Linked DNA regions of Homo sapiens: region 1 is linked to region 2. A link is an interaction called in ENCODE POLR2A ChIA-PET data of the cell type or tissue named here. Cell type or tissue: A673. All regions are shown on one strand. Links, peaks and the distances in the headings refer to the core of each region. The heading gives the core; the rest is flanking DNA.

Evidence for each region. ChIA-PET counts read pairs that join two places held together with the same protein. Peaks named below come from ENCODE experiments on the same cell type or tissue, not always from the same donor. Only the 100,000 strongest peaks of a DNase experiment are listed, where the experiment ranks them.
Region 1: POLR2A ChIA-PET joins it to region 2 with 9 read pairs; 18 of 35 experiments call an interaction of 5 or more read pairs at or near these places.

Annotation. Positions count from the first base shown.
Region 1 is chr4:38,326,829-38,335,189 of GRCh38, reverse strand. No RefSeq gene overlaps it. Among named protein-coding and RNA genes, the nearest start is that of LINC02513, 36 kb to the left of the region's middle. In A673, for the core only: no CTCF peak of the experiment used is centred there; no DNase peak of the experiment used is centred there; H3K27ac peaks cover 650 bases.
Region 2 is chr4:38,683,027-38,691,387 of GRCh38, reverse strand. It overlaps KLF3 (KLF transcription factor 3), which reads right to left. Exons shown (of 6, transcript NM_016531.6): 3 at 2,317-2,803; 4 at 1,509-1,659. Among named protein-coding and RNA genes, the nearest start is that of KLF3-AS1, 22 kb to the right of the region's middle. RefSeq lists cis regulatory regions at 3,172, 4,090 and enhancers at 3,088-3,257, 4,006-4,175. In A673, for the core only: no CTCF peak of the experiment used is centred there; no DNase peak of the experiment used is centred there; H3K27ac peaks cover 371 bases.

The DNA of each region.
Region 1 (8,361 bases), core at 1,552-6,551, 360 kb after region 2:
TTCTTCTTACAAAACTTCTTTATTTCTTTTTGAGATGAAGACAATCCCATAGAAATAGCAGACAGCCATACTGTCTTTACACAACTATAAATAATTTCTCCATCCAAAAACAAATACAGGTACCTGGCACATTGTTTATATAACCTATTAATCATTATTTAGTCAAGGAAAAGTCAAGCAATGGACAAGCCCGAACAGATGATGTGTCTTTTGTGGAGAGAGTCTTTTGGCTTATTTATGAAACAATGCACATTTTGAAGCCATCATGTTATAGTATAAGACTGTCAAGCTATGCATGAAACTCATGGGAATTTTTTGACTTTAAAAAAGTGACAGAGCTGGGCAATTTTATTTGGGGAAAGTGAGGACTTAATAAGCACACATATCTTGTTTTCCTCATTCTTTTCCCATCTTTAAAAATATGTATTCGTATGTTTTCATATGGCTGTAATCTGGGTGTGTGCATTGTTTTGTGTTCTATTTCTTGCATGCCAGTACTTTCTATGCACATTTCCATATAATGACATAGACTATATATTTTCCATCATTGCCTAAGTAGCATTCTATCACGTTAAGATAAATGTAATGTGCTTTTCCATTTCTATAGTTGAGAATTTGGATTGTTTCAAATTAGCTACGTACACTAATAAACATTGAGCAAATCAGGATTTCACTACCTGGATTATCCTCTTTCATTTTAGTGGTTATTTTCCTACTAAATATTATGAACAGTTCTGTGTATCATATTAAAGCTTTCTTTGGGAGGAAAGTCGGAAGGAAAGCTTTATTCTGAATTAATTCTTTGTAAGCAAATTTTAATTCAAATATAGAAGCAGCAATTACTTTTCATAACCACTTTATTTTTCAATCTATGGGGCATTTCAGAATCACAGAGTAAAAGCAAGAACTTTGGAAGTAACGTATCGTACACTTATTACATACCAGATACCAAGTTAAAGAAAATGAGCCCTGTAACAGGAACTCTGCGAGCGAAATACTAATACTTTGCACTTGTATTTGCATATGACATTTTGCATTTCAAATGTTTTATCTTTAGTTATTATCTTGAATTATTCCTTTATATCATCCAGGTGGTTTTGTAAAATAAAAGAGGACAAATCCATTGACTTTTGTTTTATATTACTCTGCCTTGTGGATGAGGCACTGAAAACATACGGAACTTATGCAAAATCACATGGTTAATTCTTGGTCAAGCCAGAATAAAAACTCATTTTAGTGACTTCTTTTCACAATTTTGTGCTTGAGACTATATCAATCTCCCCAAATTAGGAAGGTAAACCAATTCACTCATGTGAAAGCTTAATTTGTATGCTACTTATCATAATCGGATTAATAAACTCCTCTTAGTCTTGCCAGCATAGAATCCTATTATTTTCAAATATCTTGTCATTAAAAACATTATTTCCCAATGGAAAAATGAGGAAAGGCCATAATTTAAAATTTCATTTTAGAAAATATTGGGTGTCTCCTATGCATCAGGCACCATTAGGGATCAAGCAATAAGCAAAATAGTCTCTGCTCTTGTGACTAACATATATTTAATTAAAATGTTCAACCTTATTAATGATCGAACACATACATAAAGAAAAATAACAATCATATGCTTTTTCTTTTAACATCAAATCAGTTCTTTAAAATAAAAAAAGAAAATAGTCCAGGTCTGCAAGCATGTGTGAAACTGACACTTTTATACACTACAAGAGGAACTGTGATAACAGAACCCGCTTCTGGGAAAGAAATTTTGCAATATTGAGAGAGGGACTTAGAAATCTTTACATGTGTTGATTCAGAAGTCTCACTTCTGGGAACCTTTCCTAATAAAGAAAAGGGTAGATTCACAGATGTTCATGTCAGAGTTCTTCATAATAGTTTTTTTTTTAAAGGAAGAGTGATGATGAAAATAATGAAGAGAAGTTCATGAGGCATCCAAACAATAGAATAAAGCATAGATTTTGATATATGATGTTTGATAAGTTTCCTGCGTCCATTATCCCGCCATCATACCCATCTAGGGAGAGTGGAAATGAATTCTCGCAAAGGGCTCAAGAAAACCTTCCAGAAAAACAGAAATTTCCTCATTCAGTCTTGCCTTTCCATGACTTTTCCATAAACTGTGTGTGGTTTATCTGGACAGAAGGCGCTGTGCTTGCAATGGCAAGGTTAACTCAAAGTTAAATTTGGCCAGGTCAGGAGAGTTCTGGGGAGGGACCTGAGTAACAGGGGGGAAGGAGCGGGGAGGTTATGATGCTGACCAGCTGCTCTCAGGGCCTTGAGAGACTTAAGATGACCTTCCCCTCCTCTTTGCTGGTCGCTTCTGCTTGTCTCAGTGCCAGGAGCAGTGTGGCTGTAAGGATTACTGATTTAAATGGATGGAATGAAACAGTGGAACAAACTGGCTACCGGTGGAAATACCACCAAGTATCAATTTGTTGCTGATCCATGTTGAATAGAAAAGCCTTTAGTAAGCCACTTTATCTTTAATATTTCCCTATAGTTGGAAATATGAACTAGAAAACTCTGGTTCCAAGGGCTTTAGATTATATATGTTTATATATGTTTATTTCTTTTTTATGAATCCATGTTTATATATTTATATGAATGCATCATTTAGCAATCATATTTAGAACAAAATGTTATTATACTATACTACATAAAACCTTTAAGGTGAAACTAATCCAGAATGCCCCAGTGTTTTCCAAATAAAATATTTAATTTAATTCAACTCAGGATTCTAACAATATGCAAAAGTTCTGTGCCTCACATCAAGTATGTTCTACTGAAATGTTTGTATTCAATTCAAAAATGTGCAGCAGGCCAGGCACGGTAGCTCACACCTGTAATCCTAGCACTTTGGGAGGCCAAAGCGGGCGGATCACCTGAGGTCAGGAGTTCAAGACCAGCCTGGCGAACATGGCAAAACCCTGTCTCTAATAAAAATACAAACATTAGCCGGGTATGGTGGCACATGCCTGTAATCCCAGCTTCTTGAGAGGCTGAGGCAGGAGAATCACTTGTACCCAGGAGGCAGAGGTTGCAGTGAGCCGAGATCATGCCATTGCACTCCAGCCTGGGCTACAGAGTGAGACTCCATTTAAAAAAAAAAAAAAGTGCAGCAAAGAGGGGCAGGGACCCATGGGACACTGTGCAAAATACTCTGGACTGGCTTACTAGCTGTAGAGTTTGAGAGAGGTGATTCCCAAACTGTAACTCTTTACCTTTGAGTTACGGTTTCTGTACCTGTAAAATGAGGGTGCTGAATCAGTAGACTTCTAAGTCCCTTTCCAGTGCTCTAACAGAGCTGATATGCTGGGCTTCTAGGAATCCATGCATCACCCATGGTAATTACCAGGAGCTTAAGGGCCCAGACTCTTGCCTCTTTCTCTATTCCAGATCTCTAAGTATGTGCTGTGATTATGGGAGTGTTTGCGTCCACAACTCCAGGCAAACACACATGTTCCAAGGCCTAACAATAGTGAGACACAAGGGAGGGACAGGAGCCAGAGAGGAAGAAGGTGGTTCTGGTATTGAAGGCAGGACCAAACATCATGCAATAGACAAACAGCACCATAGAGAAGCAATCCTGAACACTTCCAGCCAGGGCTGGAAGAGCCTCCCTTGGGACAGACTCTAACGCTGCCATCCCTTAGTAAGGACCACTTTAGTCTGCTCTCACTAAGAGTAACCAGTCCCTTTAATCCTCCACACTTCTGAGTCAGGAATAGAAGAGCCCCTAGGGTTCAGAACTGGATCTCAAAACTCCAGCAGCAAAACACATACAGCCTTATAACAGCTTATAGCATTAGAGTTATTCCTTTCTTTAACTGGCCCCTGCTGAGCATCTTTCTACTACCAGGAAGGTTTTGGAGACAGAGGCATGAAAAGAACATAGTCCCTGCCCCCAAGAATATCCAAGTTCAGTAGCAAGAGCCTTACATACAACCATTAACTAGTTTCTCAATTCCAGAGTATTTATAATCCATAGAGTCATCAGAGACATGATCATGCAATACCTACGATGATGTTTTCTTTGATCTTGCCTCCTGGGCTAGTTAGCAAGTAGCTGTCATTCAGTTCGAAGTCTACCTTCTCGACTCTGTTTTATGATGCAAACCATCTTTCTGCTTTGCTAGCTGAAACTATGTCGGGCGCTGCCAACAGAATGGCTACAGGTAGGCTGTGAGGCTGAAGAAGGAAGCAGAGACTTACTCTTTCCTGTCCGCGTCCTAGTCCTGTGAGTGTCACCCAACACCGCTTCTTCACTCTGGCAGTGGCAGTTCCTTCCCATTGCAGTGGAAGAATCCAGGTGACAGTTCTCCCAAACACTTCAGAACCAGCTTGGTTGCACTGCCCTCCAAAATGTGGACACCAGGCTTCTCAGAGTCTGAGCCTCAGACTCCTTTGAGCTCAGAGACATCAGCACTAGCAAGCGGCATCCACTCTTCAGAGGCCCAAGCTCCAGCTCCATAGGGCCCACCCTCTACATTCTAAGTTTTCATCATTGCAGCTTCTCCCTTTTTACTTCCTCAGCCTTAGGGGTAGTAGCTGCTTCCTGCAGTTGTTATCTTCTTGACACCTTAAGAGCTCTCTTTATACTCTTTCAGTTACCTAGTGAGCAGCTTAAAATAAGGGGTCTGGTTTCTGTCTCCCGATAAGACCCTGACTGATAAACATCCCTGGCTAAATGGAGAGGTGGCATAGAGTAGTGGAAAACAGAATGAGCTTTGGAGTCATCCACACCCAGATGTGAATTCTGACTCTTATGATCTGCTAGGTCTTTGACTTTGAAAGCTACCTAATTTATTTGAGTCTTAATTTGCTGGGAATAAAGATGGGTTTTCCAGCTGTTGTGACGGTAGCTGAAGTGCTTGGCACACATGACCTGCTCAGTGAATAGTAACCATTTATAATTACCAGATTGCTATCTTCTAAGGCCCAGGCCTAGTTCTTATGTGTCTATCATTCCCAGCAGGGCATATCATAAATTTATTTATACAATATATGCTTAATAAGGATCTGTTGAATAGAAAAAGTGCTTAAGAACATTGTGGCACACCGGAGTCATTAACTTTTACTGATCTAACATGAAACCCTCCATAGTGGTCAGGTTTTTTCCTATAAGTTATGGTTTAAAAATCTTTTTTAAGCCATTATTTTAAAATGAGGAGCAACGAGTTTACCTGCGTGATAAGAAAAGAAAATCTGTGTCATTCATTCTGCTTCCTGCCTGGCAAACCTTCTGGGAGACTGCATGATAATATGTGGGAATGCACTATCTTTTCCAAAAAGAAGTGAAATCTGGCAGGTGCATGATATACTTGTGACTCTTTCCAGCTATAAAGCAGACACTGGTTTTGTTTTTTTTTTTTTTTTTTATGGAACATTTCATAAAGAGAAAGGATTTTGCCTACTCTGAGACAGTGACATCTCTTCTGAGTGCTGAATTCAGGATTGTAATGTAAATCCTGAAAATGAACAAGGTCCCACAGGAGCATCCTGGGCCTTCACAAGTCAGTGTGGATAAAAGTTGTTCTAACTCGAAGTGTGAGAACAAAGCATCTATTCTTTCAAGTACAACAGACAGACAGACAGACACTCAAGCTGGATAACGGCTGTGTACACAGGAGAAGGAGGAAGAGGAGGAGGAAGTCAGCAGTGCCTCCTTGTTGCACATTTAGGGTTATGTGGGGTTGGGCCTGATAAAGGCATTTGTGTCTGAGGCTGGAAGGTGTACGGTCCAAGCCAAGACTTTTCCAGTCTGAAAGGTCTGAATGGGGATGTGGAGGAACTCAGTTCATTCTAGAGCATTTCCTTTGCACAAAAACCTGAAACTTCTATAAAGAGAAAAACAGCTGCACAAGATCCTAAATCATTCATTTCTTTGGCAAACAAACCCTGAATCATGCAACTAACCAGGGAGGCAGTTTCAAGAGAACCGGAGCTCATGATCGTCTTCAGGTGGCTTTGTTAGCTTCAAAGTAGCTGTTCATTTCCTTGCAGAAGGGTGGTGGCTCCTAGACACAGGCAAAAAGACTGGTGGTTTGATAGAAGAGCCTGAGAACAAATCATTCTGTTTTCAAAAGTTCTTGTCTCCATGCTTATTTGTTTTGGTGTCCCCATGCCACGTCTTCCGAGAAGGCTTTTCCGAATGCACTCTCTTTTTCTAGTTCAGGTGAAGACTTTTTTGCTGGGTATCATTTAAAACACTGAATCCCATTACTGGCTGGGTGCAGGCACTGTGTCTGCTCTCTTACAGAAATACACACATGGGTTCTCAGCCTTTTGGCTAAGATCAAGTATAGAAACACACACACACACACACACACACACACACACACACACACACACACAGAGACACATGCACCCTGCAAGAAAGCAAGAGAGAGAAGAAAAGAGAAACCAAGAGGGTGAAAGGAATGGGAGGAGGGAGGAAGGAAGAAGAGGGAGGAAAAAGAAGGAGGGAGGAAAAGGAAGGAAGGAAGGAAGGAAGGAAGGAAGGAAGGAAAAGAGGAAGGCCAGGATGGAGAAAAAGAGGGAGAGAGGGTGGGAGAGAGAAAATCACTCAGAAACAAAAATGTGTCTGGTTATAAGAGAGCCGGCCTTCTGCAGAGACCACTGTACTATATGGACTAAGACTGATTTCTTTGGTTCATTATTCTCCTGGCTGGAGAGGAAGTGCCAGAATTATCTGCAGAAAGCATCTGGGGAAATAAGAAGTCTTCTGTAACCTGAGAAGAGAAAAGGCTTTGACATTCCTCAGGCTGGGGTGTGTCTTTCGCCTATGCTATGCTAATTAGCTTCATGATGGAGGTTTTCTATAGGCCTGGATGCTGGACTGGTGCTGGTTCACTTAGGACATCAGATAGAGGCTGCAGCATGCAGTGAGCCAGCTCCAGGGTGGACCCACTGGCTGGCATGAGATGGCAGGGAGAGGAGGCCCAGGTACTAGCCTAGATCAAAGCCAAACATCACAAAAGCTGAGCTAGTGGAACCATCTGTTGATGAATACTCCTCACCCTGGGCAAGTTTAAGAACAACTGGATGAAGGCCAGGAGAGGCACCGAGGCCTGTGTGCCCTTTAAGGTGAGCCTGCGCATCCTCTACAGCCTTGGCCGGGCCTTCATGATTTCAGGACACTAAATCTGTGCTCTCTAAGCCCCGCCATTTCATTACATTGTGGTTTCTGTTTCTCCTTGGTTTCCTAGTCACACTTATTTTGGAAAATGTTAACACTTTCTCAGTTGAATTAAGGTATAAAGGGTATGTCTACATCTTAGTTAGGAAAAATAAAAACACTCCCCCTGCACCCAATAAAAAACCCATGAATATCAATTCAATACTTGCACTCTGTGTCTAAGGTGTAGGGGTGAGGACCGAACATCTTTAGAGCCAGATAAACACACTTCAGTCCCAGCTCCTCCATTAACAGCTTGTGTGACCTTCGATAAGTTAACCTCTCTGAGACTCAATTTCCTTATCTATAAAGTGAGGATACTTGTATCCAACTCATAGGATTGTATGATAATAAAGATCAAATAAGTTAATAGATTTGTGGCAGGAACTGCTCCATGTCTACCTAAATATGTATTCTCTCTTTCTTTTCTAGTAATGGATTTTGACCTGGGCACATGGCAGCCTGAAATAAAGACTATATTTCTAAGTATTCTTGCAGCTAGTTGTTCTGTTTAACTACATTCTGGCCAGTGACTTATAAATGGAAATGCTGTGATCAGCTTCTAGGGAAGGCCCTTAAATTGAGAAAGCAATGGTGTTTGACCTGCTTCCTTTTCCTGCTGGTTGGAGAACAGAAGTGATAGCTGGAGCTCAAGCAGCCATCTTGGTCCAAGAGGCAGCAGAATAAAGATGGTAGAAGACTAAGAAGAAAGGAGGCAGGGCCTCTCTGAAGCTTCATGAAGCCATCATACAGCCCTTACACTGCTGACCTGTGGATTTCTTTTAAGAGAGGAATGAACTAACCTTTACAAAAATCCATTTTGAGAGAATTTCCTGTTATTTACTGTTGAACTTAAATCTCACTGGAGCCATATGACATGTAGAGTATATAGCACAGTGCAAGTCAAATTCCATTATTATTTTCCTGCTTTTTAGAAAATACATATCAAAGATATCAAAAATACAGACATAAAGCAGAAGGACCAAGAAGGCCAAAGAAGAGATATTGGCCACCCCTTCCTGGTTTCGGTACCACCCCCAGGGCCATGTGAGTGGGAGAAGAAATATGGTCCTTGCCAGGCAGTGGCTACAGGCAGCATGGGCAGGATGGGACACTTTGCCTCCTGGCCTCACTTTATTCCCTCTGCTAAGCCTCTGCTGCAAGGAGGA
Region 2 (8,361 bases), core at 1,801-6,800:
CAACATAAAAAAAGAGTTAATTCCACCTCTAAGATGTGTCCATTTTGCCTAGTCATTTTTTCCTTTCACTTGAGTGCATGAGCAGATGCAATGGGTTGGATATGACAAGATGGCAGGAAAAGCCCTGATTCGGAAGCAGGAGATCAAGCCCAAGGCCCCTCAGTTGTTAGCAGGGTGAATATTGGCGAGTTATCTAATGTCTCAGGTAATCACTTTGCCTTTTGCTCCGACTCCCACAGGCTTGTTGTGGAGGAATAAAATAATTCCTTTGAAAACACCTGGGAAGGTTTTTTTTGAGGTAAGAGGGCACTATGCAATTGTGAGGAATAATGAAATATAACTCCATCAGAGACTCTCTCCCTACCTGCTGATGAAGTCGGCTAAGAGTTATTCTCTTCTTCATCTATTGGGGAGCATATGACAACCCAAACCAAAAATGACTATGATTGGGTGCAGTGGACAATTAATCCATGAGCTACTATGAAGGTACCTACCCAAGCTGAATGTGGATACAACTAGGATATATTTGAAGTTACCATAAAATAGTTATTCTAAAATCAGAGAATTCACATTCTGCTGTAGAGTTAATTGTGAGAGGGAGCGGGGTACAGGGGGTAGAGAAAATAAAGGAGAAAGGTGGGTAGAACATTTATTCAAGTTGGAGGAAAATGATGCAGGAGGACAATGGAAGGGACCCTGTGGAGGTAATCGTTGCCTTCGTACTAGGAAGCTGGCTGCTGAATCCAATGCTGAAGCACCATAACACAAGACAATCACAACTACAATCAATAATGAAAACAGAAATGGGGCAGCAAGATTAAGTGACTAGTCCAAGATCATACATATGGCAGAGAGCAGAGGTGGGATCCTTGTTGGACCCGAAAACCATCTTCTTAGCAACTACAAACCCAGCCTTCAGTGTAATCACTGGTGGAGGTCAAGGTTATCTACAGCAGGATCCCACAAATGAGGTTACTGAAGCTGTGTGTGGCAACTACCACATTATACCATGTTAGACCTACAAGAAACCACCATTCAGGTGCTTGGATGCTGACCAACACTGCACAGCCTTCCTACTGGATAGCAATTCTACAGGATACTATACACTCTGTAAGGACTATGTGTGTCCACATGAAAACTTTACATGATCCACAGAACACCAAGTTTAATCTATACAAGGATTCTCATAATGGAAAAACTAAGTATACATAGCCTGGAAGAATGGAAAAAAAACAAAAATAATTCATGTGGTAAGGTGCAAAATCATGGATGACTGATTCCATGAAAACTTGATGTAACTTTTGTCATAACGTTGTCAGTGTAACAGCATATTGTTTTTGGAGAGATTCTCCCATCTTGACCAGTGGTACTGGACCAGTGGCGGCCACAGATCACAAGCCGTTCCTGGTCATCCACACCACATCACACGTGTGAAATCTTGTGCTTCTGCTCCAGGTTCCAAGATGCACACTACTATGCAAATGCTGGGTAGACCTAAATATACTTACTCTTGCAACAATGCTTGCGGGGGGGACACTGAGTTCATTAAGGGGGGTGACATTTCTTCAGGATAATAATCTGTCCTCTGTGGTTCGATCCCAGGTTCTATTTTAATTTTTTTCTGTGATATAGGCTTCTCATATGATTCAATTACAGGTACTAAAAAATAAAAATAGAAAAGTCACTTCACGTACAGTTTACCAATTTCAGCTTTTAAAAGCTTACTGCATAGCTCCTACCTACAACACAGATATGACAGGTTTATTTGCCTTTGGCAGACTATAGCAGGAACAAATCTGTGGGAGATTCTCACCTCTCCTGACCATTATTTTGCCAGTAAGCAGCAAATATAGGGACCTAGATTATAAGACACCAGCCCTGAAATGATTCGTTCTTATAATTCTGGATTATTTCCTTTCAACCCCTTAGTCCTCTATGACCAGCTGATAAACAAGGTAGCTTTTGATCACCATTAGTTTTCACCACAATCAAAAAGGATTTATTAAATGCCTTTTGTACCTAGAACCATGTTGGTATTCAAGAAAGCAACATAAAGTCAAGATTCTTTCTATCCCCAAGTTGACCATTACATAGTGAAAGTAATCATGTCATGGTATCAAACAGACAGCCTGATTCTTGGGATCTCTTCCAGTATCAACACTTTGGGGGGGCGGGGGAAGGAAATGCCTTAGGCAGATGAGTATTTCCTTTGAAGAGTTCAACAGCTCTTGCCCCCATGCTTCCTCACCCACCCCATCTGGTGAAGCGCCAGTACGCTAAGCAAGTGCAGCAGCATGGAGCAGTGGCGGAATTTACCTTGCATGCTACTACTGGAATTTTCCATCTCCTCCGATAAGGAGACCATGAGAGGCTGCTGGAGGTGACTTGTGTACATAAAGGGGACGGGCTGCACCACCACCGGCTGGATGACGGGCAGGATCCCCGGGCTCCGTATTCCATGCCGCGAGAGGGCAGCTGCCATCACTGGTGGCATGGACAGCGGCACGCCGAAGGGCTGCACGCCTGGAGAAGGGGGTGAGTATTTTTTTATCGGTGGGCTGGAAGAAGGCATGCTCAACCCAGGCGAGGCTCTCCGGTGTGAGGACGGGAACTTCAGAGAGGAGGGCGAATTCCCAGCCGAAGGGGGTGAACTCCGCTTGTTCACCGTGAGGTCCACTGGCTCCATCTGTATTCCGTGCGACAGACCTTCTGGGGTCTGAAAGAACTTCTCAGGCAATGGTGTGGAGTAGATGACCCCATACTTGTTAGGCTTCATGGATTCCATGTAATTAGATGGGTATGACTATTAGAAAAGAAAAGGAAAACGTGTCAACAGCCAAATAAGTCCATTTACTTGAAACATGAATTAAGAAAAATATGCTAACAAGGCACTTAACAATTACATGGGCTTTACAAAATAGTTTAGATTTCGATATATATGTGACCTTAAAAAAATGCTCAAAGAGGTGGTCTCAACATTAAAAATGCTATGAGAGGCGGTCTCAAAAATATTAAAACTAAGATCAATGTGGTCACTACTGCAGATGAAAAATCTGAAATTTAATCCTAAGATGATTCCTGTGTCAAACATTAAGGCCGATACCTGGCAAAATTCTAAGACAGGTGATAGCACAGGCTTGGGGGCCATTATCATTAGGAGTCAGAGGTGGGCATCACAAGAACCAGTCAAGCCAAACCAACCTGGTTGCTTTTCTGGTGGGGTTTCTTGATGAGCAGGAAATGCTCTCTAGCTTTGATGTCTAACTTCGGCAGGACAGCTCTTTCTCAGGATAAGTAGTGTCTTCAACTTCAGCAGGACATTGATTTCTCATCATACTTGTGTATAATAAGCAAGAATGGGGCTGCAGGATAGGCAGTACCTTTCATTTGATGGGCTTCAGCAGCTGTACAATCCATGCCTAGGACTGGCCAACAATCCTAGTCAGCGTGGAACTGTGCTAGTTTCAGCACTGAAAGTCCCACATCCCATGAAACTCTACAGTCTCAGGCAAACCAGGAGGGGGTCAGTCACCATACACACCTTTGTACTGAAGGCCACCCTCACTGCGGCAATGATGTCCCTGGCCCTAACTTGCTCAGTGTTCTTATTCAGAATCTGAATGAAGCTGTAGACTTGAATGGCAAGTCTGTGGATGACACGGAACTATAAGAAACAGCTAACGTGATATGACTCACATAAGGAAATGTGGAGCTCAAAGTCATTCACACAAGCTGAGGCCCTGTGTTCTCTCCTCTATACCCTGCTACCCACTCATCAAATGAGGCTGGGGCACAAACAAGGGAGTGCAGAAGAGACAGAAGAGTCTGTTTCCTTCCCAAGATCTGGTCCACAACTGACCTCATTTATCTTCAAACACCTTTCTCTCTTTAAATATCAGGATAACCTAACTTTCATCTGCCAGCTTTAAATACAAACCAGTCATCATAATTTCACACAATGGGCACTATCCTTGACCATGGAGTTCACCTAAATTACTTCTATTCCTTAACTAACATTTTGTTGTAAATTTTCTTTGTAGAATGCAACCTAATTTTTAATTTAAAAAAATTAAACTCAACATAAACCATCATCTTTACTAGGCATTTTAGGGAAACTGAAATTTTGCATGTCAAGCCTGCTTACCTGCAGAAAATTCTTTGTACTTGAATGTCTGACAGTGACAGTGATAAACAACATATTGTGCTTCTCTTCCAGCTCTAAAACCCTATGTGTTTAAGAGTTAGAGGCAATACTAACTTGGGATGCAACCAAGAAAACCCAATGGTGCCTTGTAATTAAACAGCGTAAATGCACTATTAATTTCTGGGTCTCCTTGGCCCCTCTGGTGGCCACTATTGTGAGTTATGACTGTGGGGCAGCAGTGGTTTTGATAGGGATTCCTACTGAGATCACCCTCTTTCCTCTCTGGGCTTGGTCTGGGCGAATCCTCGGCTGGTTATGCATTGGAATCATCTGTGTTGTTTTTAAAATTCCAGATGCCCAGTCCCTGCTCCAGGCCTGCAGAGCAGCCTGTTAGGGAGGAGTCAGTCAGTGAAACTTTATCACATAACTGTGTTTATCTTTATCTGGTTTGGATGTCAGGTCCTCATGGTTAAGATCAAGGTTATGGGATAACCTACACAACGAGCTTATACACATGCCATCCTGGAAATCCCTTCTTGTCCCTGCTTATACAAGAGATGCTCACTGTCACGGGCTCTACTGCTCCCAACCAGAGTTTCTCAAACTTTACTGTGCACATCCATCTCCCTGGAGCACTCGTTAAAATGCAAATTTTGAATTACCGGGGAGTGGACCAAGGGAACTTAGGCTACCTTTTGAATAGCAATGCTCTAAATGACAGAGATAAAAAATAAAGATACTAAAGGTCTATTTAAAGGAGGGAAAAAGAATTTTCTTTTCTTTTTTTTTTTTTTTTTTTTGAGATAGGGTCTCACTGTTACTCAGGCTGGAGTGCAGTGGTATGATCATAGCTCACTGCAGCCTCGACCTCCTGGGCTCATATGATTCTCCCAACTCAGCCTCCAGAGGAAGTGGAACTACAGGCACATGACACCACGCCTCGCTAATTTTTGTATTTTTTTGTAGAGACTGGGTTTTGTCATGTTGTCCAGGCTGGTCTCGTACTCTTGGGCTCAAGTGATCTGCCTGCCTCAACCTCCCAAAGTTCTAGGATTACAGACATGAGCCACCACGCGCAGCCAGTTTTCACTACTAATACTGCTTAAAAACAAGAACATGAAGGATATAAAATCAGAAAACACAAAATGCATAAAAACAGCTTTGAGTTATAGATCAAGGATCAAATGAAGAAAAGATTCTCTACCTTTCTTTAAAGCCAGGCACGCACAGTACCAACGCAAGAGATCCAAAAGATAGCAACATTAAGTATTAAATAGATTTAAATTTAAATATTAAGATGGGTATTATTAAAAGAGGCACAAGGTTCATTAACAACACAACAAAATAAATCCATTATAAATCATGTACACTGGAGGGTTTCAGGGAGTAATTAAATATAGGAAGGAGAATGATTTCGCCTAGTCCTAAAGTCTAATGTGCTTTATATAATTCTCCAAAGGGCAATGGTTCTGGTACTAGGAAAAAACTTTAGGAAATGGGAGGCAGCATTGTTTCTATTGACGAAAATGTAGCTTCTCCCTTATTTTCAGCCCTGTTCTTCCAAGACCTCCCTATGACCTAGATTTTAATGCCAATAGTTATTGGCAGCTAAATGGGAAGCAAAATGAGGACACAGTTTTATTGCTGTCATTGCTGGATTTTTCTATGCATGGGGTGAGTTTTGGGAGAGTAGGAATTTAGAACCTCCAGATTTGCAAATCTAATAATATTCTCAGGTTTCTCAAGCCATTAAGACAGAAAAAGCCACACATAAAGCTAAGCTTTATCAACATTATGCAGTTTGCTGATAAGTCTGTTCTCAAATGAATGCCCTCATTCCCTCTATTGGATGTGCGATTATTGTAAGGTACAAGACTAACTGTGGGGAGAGACACATTTGGACACAGACACCCAACTCTGGGCAGATAATTAACTGTTTCCAGCCCAACTGCCTCACAAAAGGGTGAAGACATGTGGTCCCTCAAGCTGGTTCACTTTATTTGGGTGGCACACACAAGCTTTTGCAATCAGCTTCCAACAATCTGGTGCCGTGTAGGGACTGACACGGCAGGGTGTGTGCTCTGGGCAGGTACAACCTGGTAACAGTCTTCCCCGCTCTGTTCCAGACAGTTCCTATGTTCTATCAAAGCAATGCATACAAGCACGGCTGTACTGGCCCCATATCCAAATCAGAGACAAATGTTGATGAAGCAAAAAATGTGCCTCTGGCCACGGATGGACCTCCAGTGCCCTCTGTGCATGCTGCTTAGTCCAAGAGACCCTGTGTCCTGGAACAGAGCAGTCCAAAGACAAGACACAGACATGGGTCTTTCCCGCTTCTGCCTCTGGCCCCCACTAGGGATCTTAAGGGCTTAAAACAATGGGCTGGGCCAGGCATGGTGGCTCACACTTTTAACTCCAGCACTTGGAGAGGCTGAGGCAGGAGGATATCTTAAGGCCGAGAGTTTGAGACCAGCCTGGGCAACATAATGAGATCCTGTCTCTACAGAAAAAAACAAAAATGTAGCGGGGCATGGTGGTGCTTGCTTGTAGTCCCAGCTACTGGGGAGGCTGAGGGAGGAGGATTGCTTGAACCCAGGCGTTTGAGGTTGCAGTGATCTTGCTACTGCATTCCAGCCTGGGCAACAGGGCAATACCTTGTCTCAAAACCAAAACCAAACCAAAAAAAAAAAAAAAAAAAACACAAAAAACCAAAACAAAAAAACCTCCACAAAACCACTGATCTGCTATAAGAGTTATTTCCGTCTGTAACATGTACTCAGATGTTCACACCCCTGCACAGTGTGCATTTACTTATTGACTGCTGCTTCTCACTGCACTGTGAGGTGATGAGGGCCTGCAATAGGTGCTCAATTAATACTTGATGAATGTGTAGTAAATTGACACACTCTCTTAGCAGGTTTTTATTACTGATAAGGTGAAGAATAATATACTAATTATTTTGAACTTTGAAAAAATGATTTTAATTGCAACAGGGAAAGAGGTACCATGTTTGGATAATTTCCCAAAGCTCTATCACTTTATGCTAAGGTGATAATTGCAATAGTTTCTCATTTTATGAGGAATAGTTTTGGCGAGCTTTCCATTATAAGACAGTTTCAGTGGACGGAATGACGGAAACATGGATGAAATCTCTATTTCACTATTCCTCAACATGAAAAAAAGTGAATGTCCATTACAGGTCAAGTCAAAAGAATCTTCATCCAAGAGAGGGTTCCAGGCACAGGAAGGCATGGTGCGTGTATAAACACACACTCTGGGAAGAGCAAATGGCATGCACCCCCATGCAAACAGAGGTAGAAAGCTCTCTTTCCACCAGGCTTGAAAAAGCCATGAAAAGTTTCTGTTAGAAAAGAGCAGAGGAAATTACTGATGTGACATACTTTCCTATCTATAAGGAGTCTGTTAGATGACTGAAGATAACAGAATATTATTAATCCTTTCTTCAAAAGTAATCTTTCCACAGGAATAGAAGAATACTTTTAAAGTTTGTTTTTTGATTTGTTTTGTTTTTTTACAATTTGTTTCCTTGCTCACTTCCTGAATTAAATCCTTTAATTTTCAATCTTTTGGGAAATGGTAAAAAAAAAAATTTATGTACATGCGCATTTTTTTACACACAGTTTCATATTTTATAATTTTTTCAAAAAAAAAAAACAGAAGCTCGGGGAGCTGCTGGTGATTTTGCCAACACTGGGTGGATGTAAGTAGCAGAGACTGAAGGCACAGACTTGGGGAGGGAGAGTCTCCTCTGTTCCTCATTCTAGCAAATTTTAACAGGGTGACCCCAAGCCTCAAAGCACAAGGCTAGTGGAGAACAGTATGAGGGCTTATATTTGATTAAGAGGGAAATGACATGTCCTCACTTTCTCTAACCTATAGCAAAAGCACAAACAAGCGATTGTTTCTGCTGTGCTATCCTTTTAGGGGGTGGGAAGAGGGGGAGAAATAAGTTACCATAAAATATTTTTATTCATCTATAGAAATTAAAAATACTTTTACAAATGTCCTATTGTGCCTTAATGTTTACAACGTTGACTTGAATAGCGAAAGACTTTTACCTTCAGATCAAAGACTGAATTAAAAAGAAAAAGGAATAATAAATTAGGTTCAATATACTTCACCTATGAAGGCAGGAAAGACGAAATTTGAACACTTAAGAGTGGAAACAAAAGCTTTTTAATTTGTTTAAGTAA